Regions from separate parts of the Homo sapiens genome. Here region 1 is linked to region 2. The links are chromatin loops, found by intact Hi-C in ENCODE. Cell type or tissue: CD14-positive monocyte. All regions are shown on one strand. Each heading gives the region's core, and the rest is flanking DNA. Links, peaks and the distances in the headings are about the cores only.

Region 1 (16,604 bases), core at 8,053-10,552, 53 kb before region 2:
TGTCTCTCCCAGGACATCCAGGCTCTGAAGGGGGCCGCCTGTGTGCTCCCTTCCTCAGGGACTCCAGGTGAGCGGTTTGCCCCATGGACACACAGCCTGGGCCTGGCAGAGGCAGCCTGCAGGTGGACCAGCTGGGGTGTGGGCTGTGGAGGCCGCACCTCCCACTTGGATTGTCTCACTCAGTAACTCATGAAGGCAGGATTTTAACTTTTTTTTAGTATTCACTGGATTCTAACAAAAACTAGGGAGGAATGACAGTTTTATCAGCATGCAGCTGGAATGTCTGATTGTCAGTTTTAAAAGTCAACACCTATTTACGAGGTGAGGTTTAACCTCTATGGAATTTGTACAGCGTATGGATTTGTAATTCTTGATCTTCAGAAAATACGAATGTCTGTGTGACTTTAGACTACACGGACAGATGCCGTCTTTTTGATCATCTGGACATCCATTTAGACAAACTTGAGTGAGTGACTGAGTGAATAAAGTATTCCCAGTTCTGTTTATTTTAATCCACTCTAATCTTAACTTTTTAGATGATGTTACATAAAATCATCTCAAATCATGTCAAAATGAAATTAACTTCAAATCTAATTTTAAAAGTAAATGTGATAGAACTTTTTATTGGTAGCAATCCGCAAAATCAACCATGTTCATGGAATATGTATGTTCATGTCTAACTGCGTACTCTCATCTTTGAGGCTACTTGGTTGAAATTTGGGACCACATCTTTACGTCTACAAACTACTCAGAGGTGTGGAAAATAAGAATGAGCCACCGCCTAATGAGTGAACTTCCTTGAGCATCTTCTGGGTAAGACAGGACTTTCCAAATGACATCCAGTGACGCTTCCATTCTGAAAAGCACTTCCTGCTGCCTGCTGTGGTCATAGGAATCTTTCCTCAGCAGTCTGGCTCTGGAGACAGAGTTCCATGGGATATCAGTATGTTTTACTTAAAAAAATATTTTAAAAATACGAAAAGTTCTACAGACAAATACGTTCAGAGAATGCTTGATTTAACAAAGGATATCAGCTTTGTTTACATAAATTGACATACTACCTGGTCAACTCCCATCCCCTCACGATGTAACTTCCAAGAACCTCTGGGTAAACTGAGTTACAGCTCATCTGGCTACAGCTTGGCTGACGGCAGAGCCTCAGATTATCCAAAGCAGTCTTTCCTATGCCAAGGGAGAGGTTGGCTTTGGAATGCAACCTGAGACACACAGATATCTGAAACCTCCGGGGCATGATCATTCTCTCTTCCTTTTCCTCCTCCTCCTTCTCTCTCCCTGTCTTTTCACCCCAATCACGAATCCCAACAGCCTGCCCCCTTGGCCTCCCTCTTAGCAACTGAGCATCTAAGTAAACAGTGTGGTTGCAGCAACTGCAGAAAAACCAAAAACTAGGTCCTCCATGCACAGAAGGGAATGGTCATCTTTCCTTTTTTCTGGAAATAGAACAATGAAGCATAGATTTAATCTTGGTTGTAGAGGTTAAGAAATTAAAAGAAAGTTAATTTGCTCACATCAACTTTTAGTCAGGGATTATTGCTCTATGAAGAGGGTGAGAGTGTGCATGTGTGTGTGTGCGTGTGTGTGTGTGTGTGTTAATGCAAACTGCATTAAGATGATTCCAAGCATTCTAATAAAAACTGACAAGACCACTTGGCTTAATGCAAACTACATTAAGATGATTCCAAGCATTCTAATAAAAACTGACAAGACCACTTGGCTAGCTTGGTGTCTCCCAACTTCCCACTGCCTGGCTATCTTAGTCCAACTGTGTTGCTAGAAAGGAATACCCGAGGCTGGGTAATTTACAGAGAAAAGAGGTTTATTTGGCTCACAGTTCTGCAGGCTGTACAGGAAGCATGGCACCAGCATCTGCTTCTGGTGAGGCCTCAGGAAGCTTCCACTCATGGTGGAAGACAAAGGGGAGCTGGCCTGTGGGGATCACATGAGGAAAGAGGGAGCAAGAGAGGGGTGGGTAGGGGGTAGGTTCATTGTAACAAGCAGCTCTCGCGCTGTGAGAAAGGCATGAAGACATTCATGCCTTGGGGGATCCACTCCCACAACCCAAACACCTCCCCCAGGTCCACCTCCAACATCAAGGATCAGATCTCAGTATGAGGTTTTAGGGATCAAAGATTCAAACTACAGCACTGGCATTCCATCCAGCACCTATGTCCATCTGAGGCTGAATAATCCAGCTGTCATGTGGGTTAACTCCCCAAGCCCCTTGTGTGGCCCTCTTCCTAGTCTACAGGTGCTAGACTCTGGAGCAGTGCCCATGATGCAGAAGTGCAGCCCCCAGCCCCAGGTGTTTGCCCCTGCATCTGGCATCTGAGCAGGAGAGGAATCTGGGGTAGGAGGCCTGGTAACCTGGTTTGGAGGTCAATCTGTTCCCGGGGTTTCTCTCTGGCACACAAGTCTGACATATCAGACCCTCCTCTGGACACGGTGGACAGTTTTTCCATTTGCACTGTTGGTTTTCTTCCCCTTTTTGTGTGCAAAATGATAGGCTATCATTTCAGAGCCTGCCAGTGCAGGATGGGGCGGGCTTTCTTGAAGCACTTTATCTGTTTCTATTGTGGGCCTCCCTGGCTCTCACCCTCTGCCCTTTGCTTAGTGCCAAGCACCCCAGGAAGACCAACCCAGGGCTTCACAGAATGGGTCAGCACCTTGATGCCAGAGCTCTAAGAATGACTTCATGCTTTGGAAGACAGCCACCGAATGGGAAAACCAAAAATGACAGATGACACTTCAGGAGCTGGTCTCGCCAAGGCCTGTGCAGCTTCCTGCCATGTGCTCAACTCACTGGCTTGCCTGCCATTCTGAGGAAGGGGCACTGAGCAACAGCTGCTGCAATTGCCTGGCATTTCCCCGCCGACCCCCCATCATTCATTCACTCATGTATTCATCCGCTCAACACAAAACATCCTGTAGATGTTTCCGTATAGCAGATCATAGAGGGACAGACAGTGGGTAGGTGAGGAGGAAGGGTGATGCTGGAGGAATACTAAAAATTTTAGAATAGGAAAAAAATGCTCTCCCTCCCCTTGCCCCCCACCCCCCAAGAGCATTAGGACAAATACCTAATGCATGTGGGGCCTAAAACCTGGATGACAGGTTGGTAGGTGCAGCAAACCACCATGGCACATGTATACCTACGTAACAAACCTGCACATTCTGCACATGTATCCCAGAACTTAAAGTAAAATAAAAAAAATTTTTTAAAGAATAGAAAAAAATGAATGCAGTCCACTCCCACAAACAAGAAAGCATTTTAAGAGCAGTACAACATAAAGATATACCAATAAGAACACTGTTACAACAACAACAAAAATATAGAAGGCAAAAAATCTAAACTTCCCACAGTAAGGGATTGGTTGAATGAGACACAGTAAGCACGTGTGCGCCGTGCATCCGAGAAAATGAACGAGTATAGTTCAGTGTGCAACGACAGGCAAAGATCCCAAAGGAGCATCAGGAAGCAGAACGACAGATGGGCACTGAAATCAGCCCATTCTTCTTTAACAAAAACAAATATAGATTCAAGTCTACGCTTTCAAATGCAATGAAAATTTCTGGAAGGATAAATAAGAAACAGTTCACAATCTTTAAATAATTGAAAGGAAAAAAAAAAAACTGTTGACCTGGAAATCTACACCCAGAAAAAAAAAATCTCTCAACAATGAACGCAAAATAAAAACTTTTTCGGACATACAAAAGCTGAAGGAATTCACCTCCAGCAGAGCCGCACTACAAAAAATGTTTAAGGAAATTCTTTAGGCAGAAGGAAAATTATACTAGGTGGAAATCTAGATCTACACAAAGAAATGAAGAGCACCCAAAATTGAAAAATAATCTCGATACCATTTTGTAAAAATTTTTCCTACAGAAACTCACACTTTGCTCTCCTTTTCTCCTCCTATATCCCAAGGTAAGATGGTTGATGCCAAACTTTAAAGAATTTCATAAAAATGTTAATCAGTGTTAATATTATTGAATATCACAAATCTAACACTCGTAGCTCATAGCAGTTACTCATTAAATGTAGGAGGAAGGATGGAAGGAAAAACAGAGGGAGAGAGAGAGGAGGGAAAGAGGAAAGAAGAAAGAGAAGAGGAAGACAGGAAGCAGAGAAGGAAGGGAGAGAGGGAGGGAGGTAGGAAGGAAGGAAGGAAGGAAGGAAGGAAGGAAGGAAGGAAGGAAGGAAGGCAGGCAGGCAGGCAGGCAGGCAGGCAGGCAGGCAGGCAATTTTTATTTCTCGCCTGTTGCTGCATCATTTGCCCTTCCCTTGCATAAACCGCTGCCTCCCTGCTCCCCTCTGAAGAGTGCTCATCCAGCCGTCATCTCCTGGGACCATGTGAGAAAATAAGAATGAGGCTTTACATTCTGGCTTTCCAAGGCTGTGGCCTCCATTCTAAGGACTTACAGGATATTGAACCAACCACCCCCAAAAGGGAGCACTTTGTTCAATAACTGCAAGACCAAACAGCAAGTCTCTAAAGCCACAGAAGCATTTCTACACCCTGCACAGGGCTTACACCCTGCACTGGGTTTGCAGTGTTGACAGGCTCAGTGCATTCCTCCGGGGCTTCTTTGAAATTAAATCATGTGTAGCATATTTACATTCTGCTCCCAGATCTTACCGCAGGCCAAAGAACCCTGATCTAGCCTGACTGTAATGAGCCCTCATTAATACCCTGCATCCTCAGGGGTGACACAGGGTCCCGGGAATGTGCCCTTCACTGGGCTGAGCCTGCACATTGTCAAGACAGCCCAATAATCTCATGACAAATTAGTCCAAATGATTACCTAGTACTGTGTAAAAAATATTCTGGCAGCGTTTTCTTCACTTGTTACCGGTCAACATGCTCTGTGGATCTTAGGTTTTATCTTCATGATGCAAAAAGCACCCAAGACTGTAGTCAGCTCAGTCAAACAATTGTCCATATTGGTGTAGATTAAAAATAACCCTTGCCAGAACTTTTCACACTTCAAGTTGCTGTGGTGAACAGATACTGATACAAAGTACTGATTCAACACAGATATTGATACAAAGTACAGTATCAGTACAGATACTGATACAGATACAGATGCTGATACAAAGATGGATGTCTAGAGGGATATAGATACAGATACAAAGACGGTGTCTAGAGAGTCTTAAAGAACGATCTTTTGTCTCAGCTGGAGTGAGTCCTGTCCCCACTGGTGGCATAAGACCCACTCTGACATTACTGGGAGCAGGTTATTAGAAGCCAGGTCATCATAGGTCTTGTGTATGCTTGTGGCTGGGGAGGGACCTCAGCAGGACAGAAGGGGCCCATGGAGCTGACCTTCCTCAGGCCAAAATAAACAGGCTCTCTGTGGTCATTATTTTAATTAGATAATTTAATCGGTCTTGACATGCTTTCTATACACAGGCAAGAGCACGCCCAAACTGCTGCTGGGTCTGTGATATGGGAAAAGGTCTGATTTTTCCAGTGACTCCTGGATATAAAAATAAAGAAAAGGGGAGGAAGAGCTGTATTAATTCTTTTCCCTTCATGCAGTATCACTGAATTTTTTCCAGAGGTATAACGAAGAAAACAATCCTCCGAACCAATTTTTTCAAGGAAGTTATTCATTTTTCCTAATCTTCCTAAAACACCATGATTGCAGAAGACCCTTTGTCCCACAGATGCCCCTGTGTGAAGGCTGGTCTCCATTAACTAGTTCAGCCCCAGTCTACGCTTTCTAGGGGGAGGGAGCAGGGAGAGGGGGAAAAGGGCAGAGAGAAGAGAGGGGAAGTGAGGAGGAGGGAGCACAAAGTCATGATGCTTTAGTGTTTAGAAAAACATAATTAATTAAAAAAAACATTTGAACAAGTTTCTGCTTCTTTTCCAAAGCAACATAATACTCCTTTAGGCAAAGGGATTAAAGAAATGCAGGGTCCATGTTGAAATTATTTTCCAGGAAGACTTTGTTTCTGCTCATCCAAAATTTTCTTCTTTCCTGGAGGGTGGGCTCTAGATTTGGCTTCCCCAGAGGCAGTTCTGGGACATTTTGTAGGCCTGGCTGCCTCTCCCCTAGGGTGCTCCCAGACGCTCCCCAAAGGAGACACGCTGGTCACCAGCTTAACACTTCCTTCTTACTCTGGAAGCATGAGCAACTCAATTTTTCTTTACCCAGGCAACCAGAGCCCTGGACTCGCATTTGCTTTCTTCCTGCTATAAACTCTAAAATCCCTGTACAAAATAAAGTCACCCCTACAAATCTGTGTCAGTAATTCCCTCCTGATTCCTTCCCTCAGGGCAGCTCCCTGCAAACGAATGGCATCTCCATGGAACAGGCTGTCCTCTTACAAAAAGACAGGCCCCAGCAAACCAGAAGAGATTATGGACAACCCCAAAGACACAGGTCTGGGAGAGAAAGAAGCAAGTCTCCTGTCTTTCTGTTCCTGGTTAAGACCCACTGCCCTGCCCAGCTGCTGACACTGCAGCAAGCAGCCCTAACCAGGCTGACGACACCCACCTCATGAGGACAGTTAGATGCGGGGATTAAACTACAGACTATGACACTTGGCACTCAGTCGGCGGCGGGCTTCGTCCTGTGCTGGTCCTTGCTATTGCTATTGTGGGTTTCACATTCATGTACTCTTCTCAACTAAGAAACATCCATGAAATCTCCTCCCATCTCATTTGCCTGCTGAAAGCCGACCCAAACAGAATTATAACAAAGAGGGTGTTGTTCCCCTGTAAGGCACTCTCTAGAATTTGGCTTGGAAAAGTAAATTCAATGTAGTGACATCTTCATCATTTAAAAAAATCTATTCTTTTCTTCTTTAATCACATTATACCAGGATTTTGAGGTTCCATCAGCCCATTTGGAAATGAGGAAATGGGGACAATGTGGCTTCGTCCTTGCAAGTGGCTTTAACAGAGACAGCGAGGCTCCTACGTGCAAGCCTCAGAAGCTCGCTGCCCACTGAATTCTGCTGCTTTCCCAAGAAGTTTAGTATCTCGAGGGAAACATCTGGGGGCGCGTCTGGGGGAGGTGAAGACAGCATCCAGAAAGCCCAGCCCCACACTTCAAAGCCGACTTCCCAATTCTGAAACGAAGGAAGTTTCATTCTTTCCCACATGTCTCTGCCTTGCTAAATATAAATCCATCTCGGTTTACATTATGCTGCCTCTAATTGAATCTCATTCTTCGTTTGTTTAATTCAGAAACAATAAGCCATCCTGAGTGGCTCGCTGGGAAGCTTGCCACCGCGGCCAGCCTCAGTTCCCAGCAAGCCTCCCGAGGGGACGAAGGGACGAGGGGACATGGCCGGCCCTGCCCACAGGGGCTCGCTGCACATCACAGGGGCACATCTGGGTTTAAAAGGTAAAGACACAAGGACGGTCCAGTTGTAGGAAACCCATCCACATAATTCCCACACTAAGGAGTCAAAGAGAAAGCTTAATACCCAGTAGGTGCTGAAGGGGGCTGAAGAGCATTAACCCTTCATTCTTCCTTGGTTTTAACCAAAACGTCCTAAGTAAAACAGGAGCCCATGGTACTTCTTCAGCATGACAAAATTCATCCCTCAGATCTAAAGCCAACATTAACTTACCATCCATGGTGGAATTTCAGAGACACTTGATGGAAGGTCAGAAGCAAGATAAAGCTGTTGCTATCACCCCTGTTATTTATTATACTAAAAAATATGAAAAGGGAAAGAAGGGGGGGAGTACAGGAAAACTGTCATTATTTGTAGATGATATGATTATATACCAGGAAACCCAGGAGAATCTACTGAAAACAAATAGAATTAGAATTTGGTAGGAATCTGGCTATAAATTCATATCTAAAAATGTCACTAACTCTCAGAAGTCTTAGTTTATAGTTCAGTATAGTTTTCTTTCATTCATTTGGCAAATACTAAGCACCTACTATGTGCCAGGTGGCATTTCCGGATGCTCAATATACAGCAGAGAAGAAAGACTGCAGGCCAAGTGAGGGATTCAGAGACAGGGGAGGAACTGCAGATTTTGTAGGAATAACAGAGAAGTCCTTTCTGAAGATCTGACTTTATATGAAGTCCTGGTGAAGCGGGGACACCAGGCAGATAGAGAAGGACATCAGGGCTGCTAGGTGGGCTTGGGAAACAGCCTGGGGGAAGGACAGGGCATCATCCAGAGATGAGGCCAGAGGTCACTGGGGATCCTTCAGGTTTGGGAGGCCACCAGGATGGCTGAGGCTTTTACTCTTGAGAGGGTGTTCAGCACAGGAAGCATATCTGATGTTCCCTCATCAAAACAGAGCAGGATACAGTGAGACACCACCTCACAACATTAGGACGGCTACTATCCAAAAAAAAGAAAGAAAATATCAAGTGGTGGTGAGGATTGCTTTTGTTGCAATTGCTTTTAGTGTCTTCATCACGAAACCTTTGCCTGAGGAAAGGATTGTAAGCTGTCCTTACAGTGCTATGAATCACTCCGGTTTGTGAGCTTTTGGCTCCATGATTGCAATGTTTAACTGCTCTGTAGACAGGAGCCAGGCCATGCCCTTAACTAAAGGTGGAAGCTCAGGTGAGACCCAATACCTTCCAGGGCCACCACCTCTGAGGTCACTGCTGGTTCAGATCATTGCAACATCTTCCAAATCAAAGCCAAGCCCGGAGTTTCTGTGACTCTGGGTTTTCCATCTGATGTGGTTTTTGAAAATACAACTAATCCTTAAAGAGCAACTCTTGTTTCAAACCACAGCTCAAGGCTATTTTCCAGGAAGGAGAACAAGCCCTGCTCTGAACTTCCTCCTCCCTCTTTCATCTTAATGACCAGTTAACTTAATTCACCACCCAACTGAGCCTTGGTGGAAGGACAGAGGAAATGGAAAGTCCTCAGAGAAAGACCTGCCTTATAGAACTGTCCATGTCACCCACCTTCCCTCCCCCTTGCAGTGGTCCTGAGCCACAAGCTGTGAGCTGTCTCATCCTAGATGCATCTCAGGCCAGGCTCAGGCCTCACTGCTCCCCTGAGAATGTTCTTGCCCATTCCAGCTCTGGACTTCTAAATTCTATGAAGGTAGGAGTAGCCGTTTCCAGTAAAAGGAGGAAATAAAAGCAATATTGGCTGATGGCCAGGGAACAGCTGAGAATGATCACTTTGAATCTTCACATTTCTCTGTCTTCAGATATTTGCTCTAAAAAGACATATTTCCCCCATAAAGTGGTTCCACGCCATTTCTCACAGCACATGTGATGATTAATCAGACAACAATTCTCAATTTAAAGCCTTTTTGCACAGTCACAGGAAGTGACTTTTCCAAATGTTCTATTTGTATGCAGTGTAGCTTATAAAAGAGTTTAGAAATGCCACCCCAAAATACACCACTCTGATGGCATATTGAAATCACTCTTGGCGATTTCTTCAAACCGAGGGTACTTGGGGAATAGCAAATGCAGGAAGGGGCTTTCTCTGAGCTCCTCCTTTCTACCCAAAGACAGATCTTCCAAAGGAACTCAGATGTCATGAACCCCTCCCCAGGCATCCACCAGGCAAGAGGGAACTGAAAGCACAGCAGAGGAAACTGGAGGTTCATGCCAGCCAGCCAGACTTTGCCACAGACAAAGAGTTAAAGTCATTTACCCTTCCCTAAGTTGTCTCCATTCTCCTTCCCTGTCCCCTACGAAGAGCATATATAAGCTTCTAGATCTCACTAAAGGGAAAGTTTTCCCTCCCTTACACTTACAAATGCAAAGCATTGTCCAAAGTTAGCAGCCTAGTTGAAGCCACACCTAATCCTGCTGCACCAGCCAGCCTGAGCATTCTGCAGTCTCTTCATCAAGTGCCATGAGAGTTGAGTGAGCCCGAGAAGGTGGCAGGAGGTGTGGGGCGTAGGTGCCACTCAGAACTCAGAGACCTCCACCCACACAGTCCACCAATGCTGTCATCCAAAATGAGTGGTGTATGATGGTGTGGCTACCATGTACTAAGCAATTGAAACGTGCACTGCATTGCATGAGGCCCTTCAAGATAGCACATTTTATCCTTACAACAACTCTATGATGTGGATCCTTCTGTTTTTCAGATAATCCCTGAATGCTGCACATAGGATGCTGGTTGTGACACTATGGCGTGGCAGGCATCCCACCTGGATCCCTGAATTGTGTCACTCCTGAGGCCTAGGTATCTCTGGCCCCAGAGAGAACAGGCTGATGGAGTAGGCCTATCTAAGCCTAAGTTGCCCAGGAAACAAGAGAAAACTCATCCTAAAGAACAAAAGACCAACGTAAACATCTATGGCTAAAAGAAATGGGTCAGACTCACGAGGGAAGATGACTGTGTGCACTAAGGACACTACCAAGAGCCTGCCATGCTTGCTGGCCCCGGGCTCAGGCCCTGCTGATGCGCACCTGGGGGAGGAAACAAACAACTGTGGAGCCGCTCTCCCAAGATGCCCTTAGGCCACAAGCATGGCCACGGTGCGTCCATGGACTGGCTCTGCGGGGCAGCATGCTGACGGTTCCCTGATGGCCACAGATGGGGCATGACAGCAACGTCAACACATCCATGGCCCTGAGCAGCAGGCGCTGTTAGGCATCGATGGCCTGTCCCAGACCAGGATGACATGGAAGAGAAAAGGCTCAGAATTCATTCAAAATCTTTGAGGCCAAGGGCCTGGACCATCTATTTGAGATGCCCAGATGCTTTTCTGAGCATTTTCTTTCACTTGCCTCATTTCACTGAGGCAAGACGGCTGGACAGTGGGCTGCAGCAGACGAAGTACACCAGCCTCAAAGGTGTTCGGTGTCACCTGCCTCCCAGAGACAGGGTCTTAGAGTTCGCTCTGTTCACCCAAGGAGTCCTTCCATGGCCCTTGTGGGCAAGTTCCCCAATAACTTGATTTTTTTTTCTACTTACATTTCACTGTCACTCCCAGCAAAACTCAGTCCAGCTCGGTTCTCCAGGCTGCACACGTGGTCGCGGTGGCCCCCAAGCTTCTCTGAGGCTCAATAGTAGCATTTCTCTGTTAGGCTTAGCCAACTAGGTAAGCTTTTAGTTTGAACAAAATTACTCACTCATTTCTTTTTGTGTAGCCTTAGGGGTACAAATAGTTTTGGGCTACATGGATTAATTGTATACTGGTGAGGTCTGCACCTATCACCTGAGTAGTATATATCGTATACAGTATGTAGTTTTTCAACCCTCACCCCACTTTCCTCTCCCCAGTTCTGAGTCTCCAGTGTCCATTGTACCATTCTGTTTGTCTTTATGTTCGCATAGCTTAGCTCCCACTTATAAGTGAGAACATGTAGTATTTGGTTTTCCATTCCTGAGTTACTTCACTTAGACTAATGGCCTCCGGTTCCATCCAAGTTGCTGCAAAAGACATTATTCTATTCTTTTTTACTGCACGTCTCTTTAGACAATGCCTTCCAAATTTCTCTTCAACATACAGCTTTGTTTTTCTTATGATTATAAAGATAACACATTCAAACAACACAGAAAAGAAGAAAAAGGAAAGTCAAGATCACCTAAAATCCCATTTGCTCATCGTGAAATGTACAAATTGTGCAATACCAAACCACTATTTCTGGTGTCTGCTGCAATGATGGGCCCAAGGGGGCAGGTGTGATTTTGTCCTGCTCTGCTAGCTCATCTCTGTGGAGCGAACACATATGGGCTGCATGTCCATGGGATGGGGATCAGGCAGCCGCGAGGAGCCGTGGGGACTTCACCGCACTGGCTGTGCTGCTGTATGTGCTTTGACTTAGAATTGAGGCTTGTGCCTGCAGACCTTCTTTAGGCACATAGAATAAACAAGTAGCAAAGGGAAGGTATTATTGTTGTGTGACCCTGACCGGCCTAATTCCCGGAGCCTGCTTCCTCCCCTGTGTCATTTCCCGTCCTCCCCTCGTATCTACCTCTGCCCAGTCATGATTGACTTTTGACAGAGATCACTCAGCTCCTGACAAACTTTCACTGAGACAGAATTGGCTTAGTATCTCCTAAACCAAAGAGATTTTGCAGGAACAGCAGGATGTCAACGCTAAGAAGTGGTAGTCCAGGCAGGGAAGCTGAGGGACGTGAATCCCAGGGCAAGCAAACCTAGCAGGAAATCACCCCTGACGAGGACCAGCGGGCTCAGGCTCAGGATCCCAGTCAGCACAGTGATGGGGTCCCAGGAGCAGTCAAATGAAGCAAGGCTTCAGTGTGGCCTGTGAATTCTGTGTACTCTCCTAGAGAGTATGCTTTTGCACACATGACTTCAGCCACAGTTCCCACAGAGCCAGCGCCGGATGAATGGAAGGCAGGGCGGGTGGGCTAGTGGAAGGGAGGGGCATCCTGAAGCTTGGAAGGAGGTAGAGTCACCGCTGGTGATGCGGGGAGAGGCCTGGCCCTGCCAGCACCTCTGTGTGCTATGGCCCTCTCGAAGTAAATGGGAAGATGGTGGAGCTCCTGGATTAAAAGGCACATAGTCCTAGAGGAGACCTACACGGGACTCACCCAGCTGCGATCTTCTGGAAGGGGATCGCTTCTCAGGAGAGAGCCTTGCTGCTCCTAGGATTTGGTGGACTCGGAGTAGCAGGAGATTAGCGCAGGGGGAGGGCCACAAGGAGTGTGAGGGGGTGGTGAGTGTGGAGTCGCAGGGGCACTGCGTTTCCTGAGAAAGGCAGGAAAACCTGGGAAACGCTGACTCCTCCTCTCACCTTCCATATCAATTCCTTGTGAAATGGCAGTTCCGGCTCCTAGTATAATGTGAATCCCTCTCTGCAGCCATTCCCTCTGCCCAGGCCACCATCCCCTCTCACCCGGGTTAAAGCGCAGCCTCCTCCCTGGCCTCTGGCCTCCAGCCTTGTGGCTCTCCAATCCGTTCTCCCTATTGCAGCCACAATCATGTTATTTATTTACTTATATATGTATCTGATGCCATCTACCCTGCGAAATGCCACCAAAGTGGCTTCCCTTAGCTCTCAGGAGGACATGCAGACCCTGCAGCTTGTCCTACAAAGCCCTCCCCACCCCTCCCCTACCTGCTCCTCCATCTCCACTCTCACCCTGTCCCGACTCAGCTGCAATGCTCCTACCCTGCACCATGGCCCCAGCTCCTCCTAGTAGGCATCTGTCCCTCACCTCTAGGCCTCACGCCAACTCCTGTTCCCTTCTCCTAGACCATCTGTGATGGTTAATACCAAGTGTCAACTTGATTGGATCGAAGGAGGCAAAGTATTGATCCTGGGTGTGTCTTCGAGGGTTGCCAAAGGAGATTAACATTTGAGTCAGTGGGCTGGAAAAGGCAGATCCACCCTCAATCTGGGTGGGCACCATCTAATCAGCTGCCTGTCCAGCCAGGATATAAAGCTGGCAGAAAAATGTGCAAAGGCCAGACTGGCTTAGCCTTCCAGCCTACGTCTTTCTCCCTGCTGGATGCTTCCTGCCCTCAAACATCGGACTCCGAGTTCAGTTTTGGGACTCGGACTGGCTTCTTTGCTCCTCAGCTTGCAGATGGCCTATTGTGGACCTTGTGATCATGGGAGTTAATACTACTTGCTAAACTCACATATATATGCGTGTGTGTGTGTGTGTATACATATATGTGTGTGTATATATATGTGTGTCTGTGTATATATATGCGTGTGTGTATATATATACATATATATCCTATTAGTTCTGTCCCTCTAGAGAACCCTGACTAATATACCTCTTTCTCGCTTTTCACCTTGCCTATTCTTGAAGGAGCTGAAAAGGCACTGACTGTTGCGTTCCTTCCTGATCCCACCTGATTGGGTTATTTTCATCAAAGGGAGAGGTTCTCCACCCTGGCTGCAAAGGAAGGTCTCCTGGAGAGTTTCAGTACCAATGCCCAGGCCCCATTCTCACCCAGAACAATTAAATCAGACTCCCTGGGGTGCTGGGGGTGGGTAGGCTGGCCAGACCAGGTGAGTCTAACAGGGAGCCATGTTTGAAAACTACTGACCATGGGGTCAGTTACGCTGTGCTCTGCTCCCCAAGCGTCCATCCTGTACTTCCCACATCAGGGCACTACTGTGAAATGAGTGACTGGCATTGTCAGCACATCGTTCTCATCATAGTCATCACTGCTATCATGGTCATTCTTGCATGCCATTCTTTTTTGTTATTTAGAGACAGGATCTAGCCCTGTCACCCAGGCTGGAGTGTAGAAGTGCACTCATAGCTCACTGAAGCCTCAAGCTCCTGGACTTATGTGCTCCCACCTCAGCCTCCTGAGTAGCTGGGACTACAGGGGCACACCACTATGCCTGGTTAATTTTTTTATTTTTATTTTTTGTAGAAATGGGGTCTTGCTATTACCCAGGTTGGTCTCGAACTCCTGGCTTCAAGCAATCCTCCCACCTCAGCATCCCAAAGCGCTGGGATTACAGGCATGAGCCACTGTGCCTGGCCCCTTGCACGTTATTCTAATATCCATATGTCTGTTTCTATTTCCACATTTAAAATTTGGAGACAAAACCTCTCTTCTCTGTCAAGCTCCTTTCCAAAGGATGGTTAATTTATAAAGGGATAACACCTGCTTGCTGCTTGGCCACCTAAGACACCAGGTGCTACATCTCCAGTCCCTTCTGCTGTTCTGACTCAGGAAACCAAGCCAACGAGTGAGGCCACATGTTGGACTTGAGCTTGCTGGAGGCTTTTAAACTCCAGTTGCAGGTGCCAAAGCATATCTGCGCAGAAAGGCTCTCTTAGCCATGGTTTGGACAAAGAACCGTTCTCGTCATTGTTTATTATGAAAAGCTTGCAGAGATTCTTGTGGATTACTCAACAGTGCCTATGAAGCTGACCTCTGTTGATGGCTGGGTGATACTAGTGTCATTGTTTTTAGAGCACAGCTAATAACACTGGCTAGAATCACTCAGGGCCAGTTAATCAGAAGGAAGAGGCGATAACGGCATCTTTATGATATACAGTGATGTGATAAGATGCAGACGTAATGAGAACTCTTTTCTTCTGGAAAAGATTAAAGACATAAAATCCTGGCTTGGGAAAAAAAAGAGTCTTTGTCCTGCCGAAAAAAAGTGACCAGATGTCTTGATTTAGACAGAACAGGGCCTGATGTTTTAGGACCAATCCCCCATCTGTGCAGGGGGATTTTTTTTCTTTTGGTTATTTTCCTGTTTCCTGGGTTTATGAGGCCCCACCTAAAATAATCTGAACTTTCCTTGGAGCTGGCCTTCCTCCCCTGGAAAGCAGTGGTCCCAAGCAGAGACAGGAGCAATGGGGCTCAGGGCACACTGGACCTTCCCAAGTATGAAGAGGTGGCCGGGGAGTGCGCACTGAGAGGCTTCCCCAGCCCCCATAGGACCATAGGGGTGGCATTGGCCACTTGCTGAGAGCAAGTGGGACCCAGACCTAGCCACCAGGTGAGGACCATGGAAACACGTCTGATTTTCCTTCCACGAGTACCCATCAAGTGGACACTATGAACCATGTCATAGCGATCAGAGGAAAAATCCAAAGCTTTGGGACAGCTCTCCAGGAAGATGGGCGTTTGTACTTTTCCCACTGCTACATAGAGGAAAGAGTTGCGTTGGGTGTCTTTTCTCTTCTAAATTCAGTGGCCTTGGTGGGAGTGGGGTGAAGCTTAGCCGGAGTTGGACGAGTGTGAATCTGCCTCTAACCAGCCACGTGGCCTGGAGCAAGGTAATTTCCCTTCTTCAGGTCTCTTCCTTCACCTGTGAACTTAGAGGGCTGGCTGAAGACTGGCCCTAAAGTCCTGACAACTAGGACTACATCCACCATGGTTGACACTGGCTGTCATGATTCTGCACAGAGCCCGGCACACAGCAGGACTGCAATCAAAATTGTGGAATGAAATCCTGAATGCCTCCAGGAATGAGAGCACCTCTGAAGGTCCCATTTGGCCCTCAATTTTGTGATCCTTCCCAGATTTTTTTTTAATTATTCAGCCTGCAAAATTTTCACTGAGCCCGGCCCTCAGTGACTTTGCTCATTGAGCAATGAATCCACGAGATCTTTCTAAATGCTAAAACCCCTGTGGAAATTCCCATAGGAAACCAAGAAAAAGTAAGGCAAAGGGAGAGATGAATCATGTTGAACAGCCTCTAATTTCTAGGCTCCAGGTGGCTGTGGGATGCTCTACCTTTGAAAATATGATCTGAAACCTACTATTGCCAATTATCAGCTTTTTGCCTTTAGACAAGTGGCGTGAAACCTCTGAGATTCTACTTAAACCCATCTGTAAGGCTGGACAACAATTGCATTGATCACACACACACACAGAGCTGTTTTGTGATTAAATGGGAAAATATTTGTGAAAGCATTTTACAGCAAAAAGTGCAATCATGTGCCAGGCTTTGCTATTTTATAAGCCCATGTTATCTCTAGGACCACTGTAAGTGGAGGGATGCTAAAGGCATTGACTGGTGCCACTTTAAAATCCAGCGAGACAGGCATCTTCAGAGCATGCCACTCAGTGCTGCCGCTTTAGTATTTTGAACATCAAACAAATCTTCTGGAATAACATTTTGATGTTTTTAGTAGACACAAGTGAAGACCATGTGGATTCACTTTCACTGCATATACACACCAGGACTGAGAGGAACGTCCTGGGGAAGGAATGTG
Region 2 (16,604 bases), core at 6,621-9,120:
TCCCAAGCTAGGAGCCAAGAGAGCCCATCCCGCAAGGTCTGTTCCCCAACAATGGGCAAGAAAGAAAGGAGGCACCCAGGACCTTCCCTCCAGAGTCCAGGCCATTGAGATACCAGCTGACCAGGGCACTGCACCACTCCATGAGCCCCATCACCGCCCTGGTCAAGAGGGCAGGGACCCTTGACCGAGGTGCATGGGAGCCAAAAGTGTGTGTAGGGCAGTAAATATCACCTGGCTCTGGCCCAGATCCAACAGGGCTTAGCTTGGCCATAGGCAAGAACTGAACAGAACATAAGGAAAGGGTTCTTCACCTCCATGTGACTGTGGCTGCTCCCCGATGTACTGTAGGATGCAACCAAAGGCCCTTTGAAGTCTTTTCCCCCAAAGAAGTAATTGGAAAGAATAACCCAAACTTCCACCTAGAAAAACAGAAGAGCTGTTGGCAGTTTAAACATAACAGTCCCAGGTGTCCTCAGATTCTAGCCATCACATTTTCCACAATGCTGGGGCTCTGTCTCAGAGTCCCTGTACGCTCAGCTCCTCTCAGAGCTCATCCTTTTGGGACGGGTACTGTGGCTTACCATTCCAGGAAGGAGATAGGCCCATCGAGGCACCAATGTTGGCTGTGCACTCATCTTGAAAACAGCAACAAGCACCTGGAACACAATTGCTTTGACTTCATCCAGAGCCTCTGGAATCAGGAAAAGTAGACTTGGTTCTCTGGACTCATGGCTGATTTATCATATGGCTGTAGGTGTGTGGCTCTGTGGCTCAGTGTCTCCATCTGCTACCTCCTTCTTCAGATCCTTAAAATTAAAGGGAGGCCTAAAAGGCACTTGACATTGAGTTGTGTTGTTTTTGTGTGGATAACCCCATGAAAGAATAATCCATTAACAGAGGCATCTCCTACTGTCCCTTCATGTAGTAATCCACCCACTCACCCTCAGCAAAAGTGTGGCACTGCCTTCAAAATATAATTTCAGAAGTTGAAGACTTGTCCCAATGGTTTCTGTCAAGAAGCATCTAGAGGAAGTTTAAATCTTGAGCACATGGCTGCCTTTGCCCTTGTAAATTTCTGTAACTTACAAGGCATCCCCTGACTCCAAACAAAACTTCCTTCTGCTGTTGGTGGTTTGCCATTTGCACCATAAAACCAAAGCCTGCCGAAGATACCAGTCCGAGGAGAATGCGGATGAGTGGGCAGGGCACAGGGACACTGGGACTGAAACTGGATGACAAAGAAAATGAACTGAGGGCAAGTCTGGGAAGAAATGGGCAAATGTTACACCGGTGGCTTGATGGGTATCTTCAAAGTGGTCTTTGCTGATCTTGCATTGTTTCCACAATAAATTCAGAACGCAGGCTGGGAGCTCACTGGACTTCAGTCAGATGGCTTGAATTAAAGCCTTAGCTTCACATTTGTGGCTTTCTGGATAAATCACTGAACTTCTTGGCATCTTGATTTCCTTATCTGCAAAGTGGAGGTGATGATACACATGGTCGGTTTCGACCTATCGACCTCCTTAACCTGATAAGAGAATCTCAGATTCATTTTGAGAATAAACTCCCTCAGCTCTGGCCCCAATAACCCTCCACTGTTGATCCTCCTGGCAGGCCTCTATCAGCAAAGAGACCCCACCCTACACAGGGGACAGGTGCTGACCCATGCTGGGCCTCTTGGAATTTCTCCCAGCTCATTTGACTCATGAGCATAGGGTCCCAAGGATGGACAATATAAGCCGATTTATCTCAGCCTGGTTCTTTAGCTGATCCTTCAACTATATGAGTCCCTCTATATCCTCCCTCCCCCAATAAATTCCTTTTTTGCTAAAGTTAGCAAAAATCAGTTGCTGTTACTTGCCACCAAAGAACTCTAATTATACTGCATTTGACAGTTGCCCTGGCTACCTCACAGATAGTTCTGAGAATCAAAAAGACCTGGGATGGGATGTGAAAGCATTTTACTAACCACACAGCTCTATACAGATTGTGTCATTTTTGCTATGCAGAGTCAAATGCTCACTGTGTGCACACTGGGCTGCACAAATCCTTGATGCCAGGAAATTTCCATCACGTTGCTGTAATGGAATTTGGGACAAGTTGTGCCAAGGAATCTCCCGGCCAGAATGAGAACAGTGAGCGTGATGTGCTGCCCTCACCCAATCACTGTGATGTTTTCCACTGGGCATCTGAGCTTGGGGCCAAGCAGGACGGGGCTGCAGCCCGCCTGAGCTGGATTTATGGTCCACGGATTAGTGGGGATAAATCCTCCCTGCTCTTGGAGATCAACTAAATAAACAAGAGGAAAACATCATCTCAGAGTGCGCTGTATAGGCTGAAGGACTGAGAATGAGCAGAATGATGCTGGTCCCATAATTACCTTCGTCGAGATGCTCCTTTAAATGCTCAGCAGTTTTGATGCTGATAATTGAGCTGGCTTTTGGGGGGTTTCCATTGTGGCTCTTTATAGCCATGATCTATGTGCCCATAATGCTAGGTTTTTATTTGTTTGTTTGTTTTAAAAAAGGGGGGGCCTACAGTTAGAGTTCAGGGTGGGCTCAGTGTCTGCTTAACTCGCTGAAAGGCATCAAACTGTAACTTCCAAAGGAAATTGTTTGTCCCAGTGACTTCTCCTGTGCAGCATCGAGAATTTTAAATCTTGACTTAAATGCTGCCCTGAGGTGACATATAAAGGAGTCGTCCTTGCCCCTTGGTAATAAGCAGTCCTTGACAGGAGAGGTTAGCAGGAAGGCGCCGCTGTCCTCGGTTGGGTGTCCAGTATGTGCCAAGCTCTCCAGGAGGCAAAATTCTCCCCCACAGCCCCCGCTGACCAGGAGAAGATGGGAGAGAGGGGGAGAGGAGCCCTGCGCAGAAGCGGCTTCCATCACAGGTGGAAAGGTGAAGAGCACCAAAAGAGAGGAAGGTGGAGTTTTCTGGACATTCCACGGAAAGCACCGGACCCTGGAGAGGACCACGGGGAGCTGACAAGCAGGGCGCTCAGGCACGGGAGGAGTCAACTGTATTGAGGCGGCAGGAGGGAGAGGAGTTTCCGCAGCAGGACAGGCCTGCACGGGGTGCAGCAGCCAAACACCAGGAGGAGAGAATTCCATGGGGCAACTTGGGAAGCCACTGTTAAGACGTCATCAAGGCCAAGCTTTGAGCCCAGGCATTCGTAGCACTCCCACAAACCAGAGGAGCCTGCCCACCGCGCCTGCTCAGAGCCCCACATGTCCCTGCAGCCGCGCAGGCTGCAAAACAAGGCGCGGAGGAGGTGAATCTGACCCTTGGCCCTGGGCGGTGGAGGAAGAAGCACAGCAAATGCAGCCTGTGTGAGTGGGGGTCCCCGGCCCCTGTGCCCTCTATGCATTAGGGATGTGAGGTGGGGCTTCCTGGCCCGTCTCTTCCACGGGCTACCCCAGGACCCTCAGCAGCCGCACCCCTAGAAGATTCCTGAGCGTGTCCGCGGGAACTTCCCTTCTCCCAGGCAGCCTTTCAGCTGCACCTACCACCTCCTTCTCCTCTCAGACTCCCTCATGTGGGCACCATGACACTGAAGACTGGCAGGGCCCCCTCCTTGGCCTTGCTTATGGTTCACTGGGAGAACGTGAGTCTCCTCCTTCTGTTACTGTCCTCCAATGCTCAAAGCTAGCCGCCTTAGGGTGCCAGATGAATGCAGGAACCTGACAGAACGGGGAAAACTCAGTCTCATAATGTCTGTAATAGAAGAGCTTTCTTAGTTCTTGGCCCCAAATGCACCCTCCTTAAAGGCCAGTCCAGACCAGAGGGCAGAGGGGAAGCTGTGCCCTTCCATACCCTCTTTCAACCTCCCTCCCTGCCATACCACCAAAACAAAAACAAGCCCATCATCACCTTCAGCTAAACACAAAAGCACCTTGGACATTCACAAAGTAATAAGTGCTCGGAAAGGCCACCGCACCTTTAATCTGCTCTAGCCAAGTGTGGGATTTCAGCTCAAGCAACCAAGCACCTATACATACATGTAAAGAAATAACACATACACATGGATAACTAAATGGGATAAGTCAGCCTGTGAAAGTACCAAAAGAATAATGCCCTTTGATGATAAATCAACCATCTTCGTGGAATGCCTGTGAGGGAACATGGGAGCTAAACAAGGGCTTAAGGCCAGAGTGGCAGAAGGCTCCATTTACACTTGCACCCCCCCGACCAGAACGCACCTCACACATAATTGTACCTATTTACTTCTTTGACGATAAGGTCCCATGTAGTTTTTGCTCAATATCGTAGCCAGAGGTATTTCAGACATCCTGGTCAATAGTAGGTATATAGCCAATATTGGATGGATGGATGGATGGATGGATGGATGGATGGATGGATGGGTGAATGGGTGGGTGAGTGGAGTAGATGGGTGAGTGGATGGGAGTGTAGGTAGATAGATGGGTGGGTGGGTGCATGGGTGGGTGGATGGATAGGTGGATGGTTAGATTGGTGGAAAGAGTGGGTGGATGGGTAGGTGGGTAGGTGGGTGGATGGATGGGTGAATGGGTGGGTTGATAGGTGGGTTGTGTAGATAGTATGGTTGGGTGGATGAATAGGTGGATAGATGGGTGGGTGGGTGGGTAGATAGATGAAAAGATGGGTGGGTGGATAGACAGATGGGTGGATGGATGGGTAGGTGAGTGAGTGAGTGGCTGAATAGGTGGGTGGATGGGTGGATGAATAGGTGAGTGGATGGTTGGATGGATGGATAGGTGGTTAGGTGACTGGATGGATGTATATGTGGGTGGATGAGGTAGATGGATAGGTGGGTAGATAGGTGGGTCGGTATGTGGATGGATGGATGGAAAGGTGGATGGAAGGATTAGTGGATGATGCGTGTCTACATTTTGGGTTGGATGCATGGTTGGATGGAAGGATGGACATGAGAACTGCACGAGCAAATTTTGTTCATTGTAGGCATCAAGATAGATCGTTGCTCACTTTCCTTGATATTTTTCCAAAACTGCTTATCTATTAAACATTCCTTGGGGAGTATAGATGTAACAAAGTAAACAAAATAGTAATCACTAAAGTTCCTTTTCATTGAGAGCACCACGTAATGAGAAATGCAAATAAGGTAGAAGGGACAGACAGAATAAAAGGCAGCAGCTGGAGGGTCTACATGCCAAGTGATTACATGGGCAAGAATGATGGTAAACAAAGTTATGGACAGATTCAGTCTAGAATTGCTTGGGGACAGTGTGGCATAGGGGAAAGCCCTGGATTAGCGTCTAAGTATCTGGGTTCGAGTCTGCCACTTACTTGCTCTCATACAAAGGGCAACTCACTCAATCTCCTTGGTGCTTTAGTTGCTTCATCTATAAAAGGGCGACAATAATAATAATATTTAGTTAGTCTTCCTGGTGGATAAGACAGCATGAAGATGGAAGCTCTCTGTCAACTGGCAAGCACCTTACAAAGGCTGATACTCATTATCAAACCTTTAGCCAACCTGTGGACACACAAATGTCACAAACAGCATCCTCCTTACCCATTTCCAGATGAAGAGCTGAGACACAGGGCATCAGCTAAGTTACCTTGGGTTGATGCCAGGGAAAGCTGTGAAGGGCTGGCCATCTCCTCGCCCCTGACCATCATACTGTGCCCCAATGCTGCCTGGAGCATCAGTGGAAGGAGGCAGCCAGCTAGGACCTTCAAAGAAAAAAAGGATTTCCCAGCTTTAGCAGACATAGGTAGCCTCGTAAGGGTGCTTTATAAAGTGGAAATTTCACATACAAACACTGCTGCCTTTTGCTATGTCCTTGGCACCTGCCTGTCTGGGTAGGAGATGTGAGGCTGTGTGCCACCTACTCCAGTGTTAATATCTTCAGCCTTTGAGCAGTGCTCATTGGATCTCAGGATTCTCAAAAATAGTTGGATTTTGACCTGAAAGGGACCTTGAAAATTACCTAGTTCAACTGTATCACTATAAAAACAAGAAAACAGTGCAAAAGAAGTGGCGTGATTTATTGAATATTCACAATCTGTTGCCCCTGGGAATTTCGAAGTTGACATTGCATTTAGCACTAAAGAAATAAAAATGAGGCATGAAATTCTAATTTATGGATTCTTTTGCGTACACAGATGGGAGGGAAATGCGGGACTGCTGTTTATCAAACACTGCTGCCCATGGCAGCACAATAGTGTCTCCTGACTGACGAGGACTTTGGGGGAAGTTACACAAGAGTCAGGGCCATGTTCTGCCTTTGGTCTTCAGGCACAATTCTCTGGATTTTGCCACAAGGCCAGATGGCAGGATATGGCTGCAGAAAGATTAAAATGCACTTCTTACTCATGGACAAAGAAATCATGAGCATCTCAAATCTCAAAACCCTCTCCTTAGGCTCTTGTCTCCACCCCCATCATAAGCAACTGCAAAGACCATTTCTGTGTGTCTAACACACTTCCCTGAAGTGCCAGCAAAGCCCTGGGCCATCTGTCTCAGGCATAGCTTCTGACCTTGAGCTAAAGCCCATTGTAGATTGAAATACAATATTTGTAGATTCACTGCCCCCATGAGGCTTTTAAAAATAAAGCTCAGGGAGTAGCACAAAGACTGCTGAAGAGCAAAGGGAGGGTTTGGGGCTGTGCGTGGCCTCTGTGTTAGGTGGAGCCCATGACCAGCCAGGTGGAGTTGGGTGTCACCAGCCACATATTAAACCAATGCTCCCTTGGATTGTTTCAGTAGATAGTGAGGAAATGGAGCAGCAAAAGATTCCATGTGCAAAAATGGAGGGCTCAAAATGTGACATCTGGAGGATTGATCCTCTCCAATCTTTGCCTTTTGCTTTGTGTTAACAACAATATTGTCATCAATATCCTTGTAATTAACATTTTCAACATCAATATCAGCACTGGATTTACCTCTGCCTTACAAGAGAATAGAGTATGTTTCCTTAAGCCCACAAAAATAATAAGTTGAAAAATTTGTGAACTTAAAGAGAAATTACGTTGAATTAAAATCAAAGCACAATTAATTACTCCTATAGTGTGTCACGCATTGTGCTAGATATTGGGTATATGCGGGAGTGTGAAAGCTGTACAGTCTTGAGCAAGTTCCTTGCCATCTTAGTAACTAAGGTATCTTGTGTGCAAGGTGTAGTCAATGGATGCAAATACTTAACCTTGTATAGTTTTAAAGGACAAAATATGGTGAATATGAGGAATTTGGGTTCTCAACGATTAGAAGCTGCTAAGCTGCAGTCCTGCCCTTGAGAACATCACAAGCAGAGCCCCTATTATCTGTGTCCTTGTGCAGCCTCCTTCCTGCATACACTTTGAAGACAAGGGTTTTCACACAGGGTGTCTGAGGGCCACAGGCTATCTAGACCCCCTGAAGGACAGTCGACATCTGCACACAACCCTGATGGAGGAACTGGCCAGCTCTGGTCTGTGCCTGCCGCCTGCCGTTTGACGCTGTGAAGAAGGAAAAATCCTCCAGATATACTTAGCCAGCTGAGCACTGGTTCACAGGTAGCAGATGGAGCTTGCTAAAGCTGTGCAATGACTGGCATGGCAGACCCCCAGTGGTCTACAGACCTGCCAGCCTCATCTGGGTGAGTGGGCCTGTTCATATGATGTAGCTGAACCTTGTTTCAATGTCCCCAGCACTGTAGATTCCAGTTAATTAGTCTGATGTAATTATACATCTTACAACACCACACAGGCAAGAGTTTCATATCCTCTTCCTTCATTGTCTGGACCAGAAAACATTACATTATATATATATATGTGTGTGTGTGTGTGTGTGTGTGTGTGTGTGTGTGTATACATACATATATACATATATATTACATTATATATAAATATATATATTATATATATAAGTGCTGGCCAGCAGCACTTAGGGTAACCAGAGCTGCTGGCCAAAGAACCTTGTCCACCATCAAGGAAGTTCGAAAAACAACACCTGTGATCTGGGGAACCCAGTCATTTATCTTGTTCTCCCTGACCAGAGGGATAAGAGATACACTCTTTAATATATTACATTATATTTTTATATATATATAAAACATTACATTATATATATATAACATTATATTTTATATATATATAACATTACTATAATATATTTTTTCTGGTCCAGACAATGAAGGAAGAGGATATGAAACTCTTGCCTGTGTGGTGTCCTAAGATGTATAATTACATCGGACTAATTAACTGGAATCTACAGTTATTTTATATATATATATATATAAAGGATGAAAGGTTATTGCTAAACTGTCTTAACAGGGCTCTTGCTAAAACTGGATTTTACAAGGAAATGCACATATGGGTCTAGGAGAAGGTTCAGGGGCCTGACTTCAGTTTGGTCAAACAAAAAATCTTTGTCAAAATCTTGGTCACTTATTTATAAACAACTCAATTTAACATCAACCTGGGACACCTCCAAGGCACTGTGTGCTCCAAAGCCTGAACAGTCACAATTGCTATCCCTGAGGCAAACTGCATAGAGCACAAAATAGTTACAGTACAGGTAAGTGTCCTAAAAGAAATACAAAAACAAAACTAGGAAAGACTTTATGCAGGAAGGGGCATTTCAGGAGCATTCTAGACAGGAAAAATGAGCCTGGCCATGGAGACAGGAAGCTCTTCACGCCCAGAAAGAAGAAGGGGCAGCACCTGCCAGGAGTGGGTGCAGCACACCCCTGCCTCGTTCTCTGGGAACTGCCCACCTGCTCATCGGAGGAACCTTCAGTCCCCATATTAGTGCTGACTGTGGCATCTTTGGATGGTCCCGGGATGGACACTTGCTCCCCATCTCTGGAGCATGGGCTGCAGTGGGTCTACATATGGCTCTGCTGTAACCAGGAATCTGCGGAGCCGTGAAGATGCACCCTCCACCATCTGGAAAAGGCAGCACAGGAGAGCGGGTGCTGAGAGAGGAGATGGCAGCCAACATACAGAAGGAGGAGAGATGCAGAGCAAACCATGACGACTGAGGTGCTGCAGATCCCACCAGGGATATTCCAGGCCCCACAGCACTGGCCAGCAGCACTTAGGATAACCAGAGTTGCTGGCCAAAGAACATTGTCCACCATCAAGAAAGTTTGAAAAACAACACCGTGATCTGGGCAACCCAGTCACTTATCTTGTTCTCCCTGACCAGAGGGATAAGAGATACACTCTTTAAGAGAGGTTCCAATCTAGACAAAAAAATGAATATAATTTATTTATTTTATAAAAATAATGTCCTTTTCTTCACTAGTACCCATCTCAGTGGGCTTACACACTTCAGCTAGTGCTATCCTGATCTCTTCTGGTATAAATAGTCCCTTTTCAGTGACCCCGTCTCTTTCAAGCCAATTTCCTCTCCTTTCTGCTGCTCTCCCTCCCTCTATCCTCTGGGAGAGAGGGTTTGGGGAGACAGGTGGCTTGGGAGGAGACTGGCAGGGGTCCTCTTACCCATGCAGTAGTGTCTGAATCCTGCTGACTCTGCAAAGAATGCCTGCTCTAACCACTTTCTGGATTCAGGACCCCTAAGGAGAACTTATCCATCCAGCTTGCTGACAAGTCTTGCCAGCACCCACACCTGGGGTCCAAGCCCAAGTCATTCACCTCCAGCTATAAATAAATACCCTGGTTGCTGCAGATTCCAGACCTTTGTCAATCTCCTTGCCCCTCTGCATCCCTCATCTCTACTCCCTGCAGGCCAAGCCAGGTCTGTAAGAAGTTCACTGTATTAAAGAAAAAATTATTCAATGATACCTTGTTAAGGCACAGTAAGGTAGACTTTATTCAGGACCATCACAATAGGTATAGGGACCACAGCTGTGGGATTTTGCAGTGGGGGAGAGAGATTGGGGTCAACTCTGAATGCATCCTGAGCAAGTAGGAAGGTATAGCCAAGGAGCAGGGGTGTCAGTGAATGGAAAATTACTAAGAGTAAACATCCAGGATAAAGTGGATTCTGGCTACGCTGACCTAACAGAGTCCTTGCTGAAGACAGGGTAGGGTGATCATACATCACCTAGAGGATGGTGGAGGATAGGGAACTGGATCAAATATCAAGAATTATTAGACATCAAGGACAGAAGGTTCTTAAACTGTCTTAACAGGGTTCTTGCTAAAACGAGATTTTACATGGAAGTGCATGCATGGGCCAAGGAGAAGCTTCAGGAGCCTGACTAAAGGTTGGTCAAACAAAAAATCTTTGTCAACTGCCTTGGCTCACCCAACTCTGCACTCCTGCTCTTGGGCCATGTGAGATCTTGGAGCCTCCCTGGAGTCTGCAGTCTCCTTCAAGGTGTGCTGGGTAAATGTACCATATGCCACGGTGATATAAAGTCTCTCCTTACCTCGCTAACTTTGTAATGCAAGTCCAATGCACATTGAAGTGCTGCCTCGGGAGCAAGAGGGACAGGAAAGAGCACACTGTCAACCAACTGTCTTGAGTCTCTTTCATCTCCCTTCTTCTTTTCAGAGTCCATGGGGTGAGAGAGGACAGGCTTTCTTCTTCCTCTTTCTTGCATCATTTCCCTCCAGCCCCCAGAAGGCCCTAATTTAGGTTAAATTTATTCCTAAGTATTTTTATAGTGTTGTAAATGAAATTGTTTTCTCAATTTCTATTCCTGATAGTTTATTGTTATTGTATTAAAATGCTACTAATTTTTGTATGTTGATTTTTATCCCGCAACTTTACTGAATTCGTTTATTGGTTCTAACAGTTTTCTGGTAAAGTCTTTAGGATTTTCCGTAGATAAGATTATGTCATCAGCAAACAGAGATAATTTAACTTCTTCCTTTCCAATTTGGGTCACTTTTGTTTCTTTCTCTTGCCTAATTGCTTTGGTTAGGACTTCCAGTTTGTAGAATAGAAGTGGTGAGAGTAGGTGTGTTTGTCTTGTTTCTGATCTCAGAGGAAAATCTTCCAGCTTTTCCCCATTGACTATGATGGTAGCTATAGGTTTGTTACATATCGTCTTTATTGTGTTCACGTACATTCTTTATATATCTAATTTGCTGAGATCTCTTATCATAAAAGGATAATGAACTTTGACAAATGCATCTCTGCATCCACTGAGATGATCATATGATTTGTATTCTTAACTGTTTTAACTGCTGTATCACGGTTATTGATTTGCATATGTTGAATCATCTTTGCATCCCAGATATAGAGCCCACTTAATAATGGTGAATGACCCTGCTAACGTGCTGCTAGATTCAGTTTGCTAGTATTTTGTTGAGAATTTCTGCATCTAAGTTCATCAGGGATACTGGCCTGTAATGTTTGTTTCTTGCAGTGGGTTTGTCTGGCTTTGGTATCAGTCTAATGTTGGCCTTGTAAATGAGTTTGGAAGTGTTCCCTTCTCTTCAGTTTTTTGAAAGAATTTGAGGATTAGCATTAATTGCCCTTAAGGTCTTGGTAGAATTCACTAGTCCAGCCATCAGGCTCTGGGCTTTTCTATCTTGGGAGATTTTTTTATACCCAATTCAATCTTCTTACTAATTATAGGTCTGTTTAAATTTTCTATTTCCTCTTGATCCAGTCCTGGGAGGTTGTATGTTTCTAGGAATTTATTCATTTATTTTATATTATCCAATTTTTTGTGTATAATTGTTTACAGTAGTCTCATATGATCCTTCATATTTCTCTGGTGTTAGTTGTAATGTCTCTCATTTCTGATTTTATTTATTTGAATCTACTCTTTTTTTCTTAGTCTAGTTAAAGGTTTGTCAATTTTATCTTTCGGCTGGGTGTGGTGGCTCATGCTTGTAATCTCAGCAGTTTGGGAGGCTGAGGCAGCAGATCCCTTGAGCTCAGGAGTTCAAGACCAGCCTGGGCAACAAAACCCCATCTCTACAAAAAAAAAAAAAAAAAGTAATTGGGCATGGTGGTATGCACCTGTAGTTCCAGCTACATGGGAGGCTGAAGTGGGAGGATTGCTTAAGCCTGGGAGGTTGAGGCTGCAGTGAGCCAAGATTGCACCACTGCACTCCAGCCTGGGCAACAAAGCAAGACCCTGTCTCAAAAAAACAACTTTTAGTTACATTAATCTTTTTATTGTTCTTCTAGCTTCTGTTTCTTTTATTTCTGCTCTGATCTCCATTTCCTTCCTTCTGCTAACTTTGGACTTAGTTTGTTCTTTTTCTAGTTCCTTGAGGTATGAAGTTATGTTGTTTATTTGAGATCCTTCCTTTTTCTTAACATAGGTATTTATCACTATCAACTTTCCTCTTAGCACTGCTTTTTCTGCGTCACATAAGTTTTGGTATGTTGTGTTTCCATTTCCATTTGTCTCAAGTTATTTTTTTATTTCTTCTTTGGCTCATTGTTGTTCATGAGCATGTTGTTTAATTTTCACATATTTGTGAATTTTCTAATTTTCTTCATTGATATGGTTTGGCTGTGTCCCCATGCAAATCTCAACTTGAATTGTGTCTCCCAGAATTCCCATGTGTTGTGGGAGGGACCCAGAGGAAGGTAATTGAATCATGGGGGCAGGTCTTTCCCATGCTATTCTCATGATAGTGAATAAGTCTCACGAGATCTGATGTGATTTATCAGGGGTTTCCGCTTTTGCTTCTTCCTCATTTTCTCTTGCTATCGCCATGTAAGAAGTACCTTTTGCCTCCCGCCATGATTCTGAGGCCTCCCCAGCCGTGTGGAATGAAAACAGACTACTACATTCATGTTACTGATTTCTAGTTTTATACTATGTGGTTGGAAAAGATACTTGATATGACTTTAATCCTCTTAAATTTATTAAGACTTGTTTTGTGGCCTAACATATGATCTATCCTGGATAATGTTCCATGTACACTAGGAAAGAATTTGTTCTGATGCTGTTGGATGGAATGTTCTATATAGGTCTGTTAGGCCCATTTGGCTGATAGTGTTATTCAGGTCTACTGTTTCCTTAAACAGTAGAAAAGAAAATTATCTGTCTGAATGATCCATTCATTGTTGAAAGTGGGGTTTTGAAGTCTCCTACTATTTTTGTATTGCTATCTATTTCTCCCTCCAGTACTGTCAATATTTGCTTTTTATTTAGGTGCTCTAAAGTTGGGTGCATATATATTTGCAATGATTATATCCTCTTGATGAATTTATCCCTTTATAATTACATAGTGACTTTCATTGTCTCTTGTGACAGACTTTGACTGAAAGTCTAGTTTATTTAATATAAATATAGCCACTCTTGCTCTCTTTTTGTTACCAATTGCATGGGATATCTTTTTCCATGTCTTCAATTCAGCCTATGTGTGTCCTTAAAACTAAAGTGAGTCTCTTGTAAGCAGCATATTTTTGGATCCTTTTTAAAAATCTGATCAGCCACTCTGTCTTTTGATTGGAGAATCTCTTTACATTTAAAGTAATTCGTGATCATAAGTAAGTACTCATTATTGCCATTTTGTTAATTTTTTTACTGTTTTGTAATTCCTTGGTTTCTTTCTCTCTTGCTATTTTGTCATTGTAAAATTTTTTGACACAATAATTGTACATATTTATGGGATACAATGTGATGTGATTTGTTGATTTTTTTGTAGTGGTATGCTTTGATTCCTTTATTTTTTCTGTCTCTACTAGGGTTTTTTTTTCTTTGTAGTTATCATGATGATTACATAAAACATCTTAGAATTTTCATAGGCTTTTTAAGCTGATAACAGCTTAACTACAATCACATAGAAAGTCTCTATATTTTTACTTACACACACACACAATTTATGTTATTGATATCACACTTTATACCTTTGTAATTGAGTATCCATTAATAATTATAGCTATAGTTGTTTTTAATATTTGTGTCTTTTAACTTTCATAATAGAGTTATAAGTGATTTATGCCCCACATTACAGTATTGGAGAATTCTAAATTTGACTACATATTAGTTTTAACCAGTAAGTTTTATGCTTTCATATGTTTTCATGTTGTTAGCATACACTTTCATTTCAATTTGAAGAACTCTCTTTAGCATTTCCTGTAAGGAAGTTCTAGTGGTAATGAACTTCTTCATCTTTTATTTGTCTGGGAAAGTCTTTATCTCCCCTTTATTTCAGAAGGACAATTTTGCTGGTTTTAGTATTCTTTATTGGCAGGATTTTTTTTCTCTTAATGATTTGAATATATCATTCTACTATGTCCTGCACTGCAAGGTGTCTGCTGAGAAATTCACTATTAAACTTATGGAAGTTCCCTTATATGCAATGAGTCCATTTTCTTTTGCTGTTTTCAAAATTATTTCTTTGTGACTTTTGAGAATTTGTTTAGTGTCTTAGTGAAGTTCTCTTTATGTTTAATATATTTTGGGTTTTTGGAATTTCGTGGATCTGGATGTTCATTTCCTTGTCTAGTTTTGGGACGTTTTCTGTCATTATTTCTTTAAATAAACTTTCTTCCCCATTCTCTTTCTCTGCTCCTTCTGGGACTCTCATAATGTATATATTGGTTCACCTCATGGTGTCACACAAGTCCCCTAGGCTTTCTGCACCCTTTTTCCTTTTTCTCCTTTTTGTTCCTCTGACTGGATAGACTAGTGACCTAGTCTATCAAGCTTGTTGACCTGTCTTCAAGCTTGTTCATTCTTTCTTCTTCTTGATTGAGACTGCTGTTAAAGATCTCTATCAAATTTTTCAGTTTAGTCATTGTGTTCTTCAGCTGCAGACTTTCTGTTTTGTTCTTTTAATCATCTGTATATCTTTGCTGAACTTCTCATTTTGTTCTTGTACTGCTGTTCTGATTTTGTTTAGTTGTCTATCTTTTTCTCTTGTAACTCACTGAGCTCCTTTAAGATGATAATTTTAACTTGTCAGGCAGTTAATAGATCTCAATATGTTTAGGGTCAGTTTCTGGTGCTTTATTTTGTCCTTTTGGTGATGGCATGTTTCCATGATTATTTATGATTCTTGTGGCCATGCATTGGTGTCTATGCACTTGAAGAAGTACACACGTCTTTTGGTCTTTACAAATAGGCCTCAACAGTGAAAGCTCTGCATCAGTTAGCCTGTCCAGAGAGTCTATGCAGGCTGGCTGGTAGGGTGTGCAGATGGGCTGGCCTGGTGCCAAGGTCAGGGGGTGGGCAGCCCTGGTGCCTGTGTCCACATGGGCTGGCCTAGAGCCTAGGGAGATGGGAGCTGGCATGATGCTGGGGTGGGCCTGAAGCCTAGGTTCACAGGGGCCAACCTGAAGCCTGAGTCTATGGGGGTCAACCTGGAGCCTGGGACACAGGGGCCAGAGGGCATTGTGGTAGGCCTGAAATCTGACTCTACAGAGGCTTGCCTGAAGGCTGAGTCCTTGGGAGATACCCTGGTGCTGGGACAGGCCTAGAAACTGGGTTCATGGGTGACAACCTGGAGCATGGGGCTGTGGGAACTGGCCTGGCATCAGGGTTCACTGGGATAAGCCTGGTGCTGGGGTCCACAACAAAGTCAGGTGTTCACCTCACTCTCCTTCTCCCATGTAGAGGGTCTTTTTCTGTGTGCTGCATAAGCTTAGGGGAAAGGTGACACAAGTAATGTGAAATTGTCCCTCCTACTCTCTTCAATATGTGTTTTATTTGCTTCACACAAGTGCAGTAATCTCACACCTAGATTCCTTAACTCTTCTGAAGGTAAGTTTATGTGTTGATTGTGGTTCAAACTTACTTTTCTGCAAGGAGACGAGCATTGGAGACTCCTATTGTACCATCTTGCTGACATCACTTTCCAAATTCTGAAGCTTCATTTCTTTGTAATGTTTTTGTAACGATCTGTCACTATGTGCCTGAGTGACTCACAGAGCACCTGTAAGGTGCCATGCACGCCCTGGGAAGACCAAGATGCATAACAGGATAATGTTCTGGCTTCAAGGAACTCAGTTTCCTGAGAGGGAAGCTGGGAGGGTTTCTGGAAAGCAGGCTTTAATGTTGGGGTAGAAGAGATATAGCCAAGGGCACTGTGACGTGCATGTGAGTGTGTGTGCACCCATGCATGCATGTGAGTTTGTGTGTGCATGCATGTGTGTATGTGTGTGTGCATGTGAGTTTATGTGTGCATTCATGTGAGTGTGTGTGTACATGCGTGTGTGTGTGTGCATGTGCACATGCACATATGTGTGTGTCTTTGGGAAGAGATGGGCCAAGGAGAAAGACAGATAAGGAAAGAAGTTAAGAACTGGACAATTAGAGGTACTGGGGTAGGTTATACCCATGCTGAGTTTTTTCTTGGGACCAGAAAAATAGAAGTTGTTTTAGAAGTTGTTCCCAGATTTTCTTCTGTATTCAGTCCTTCATTCATTAAATCAGCCGCAATTTCTGAGCCATGTGTGCCCACTAACATGTTAGAGCCATGGATATCATTGAAGACAGGATCAGAGAAAGAGAGTTTGGATCTGTACTGTTCATGTGGACATCCCATCTCTGGATAAGGATTACCTGAACGAGTACCTTCTATTGACAGCCCAATACTGCCCTCATCCCCAGATTATAAATTCCCTTTAATTTCTTTTTAGCCCAGAGTTGAAGGCCATGTGGCCACCACAAAACATTTTTTAATTCTGCTCTTTAAAATTTTATCTTGGAAGTATTGGAAGTAAACTCCTAAGCTGTACCAACTTCCTGCAGTGCTGGGCCCCAGGCGGATGAAGCCCCTGCATTGACAAAATC

The links. Hi-C counts contacts between places; a loop is a spot of excess contacts. Peaks named below come from ENCODE experiments on the same cell type or tissue, not always from the same donor. Only the 100,000 strongest peaks of a DNase experiment are listed, where the experiment ranks them.
Region 1: a loop joins it to region 2, with 1.8 times the contacts of the local background. A loop is called at or near these places in 9 of 110 quality-filtered maps.

The regions. Positions count from the first base shown.
Region 1 is chr18:10,050,549-10,067,152 of GRCh38, reverse strand. No RefSeq gene overlaps it. Among named protein-coding and RNA genes, the nearest start is that of VAPA, 140 kb to the right of the region's middle. RefSeq lists a silencer at 14,607-14,901. In CD14-positive monocyte, for the core only: no CTCF peak of the experiment used is centred there; DNase peaks (open chromatin) are centred at 8,662, 9,242 and 9,562; H3K4me3 peaks cover 2,166 bases; H3K27ac peaks cover 2,500 bases.
Region 2 is chr18:9,996,329-10,012,932 of GRCh38, reverse strand. No RefSeq gene overlaps it. Among named protein-coding and RNA genes, the nearest start is that of VAPA, 91 kb to the right of the region's middle. In CD14-positive monocyte, for the core only: no CTCF peak of the experiment used is centred there; a DNase peak (open chromatin) is centred at 7,662; H3K4me3 peaks cover 418 bases; H3K27ac peaks cover 1,121 bases.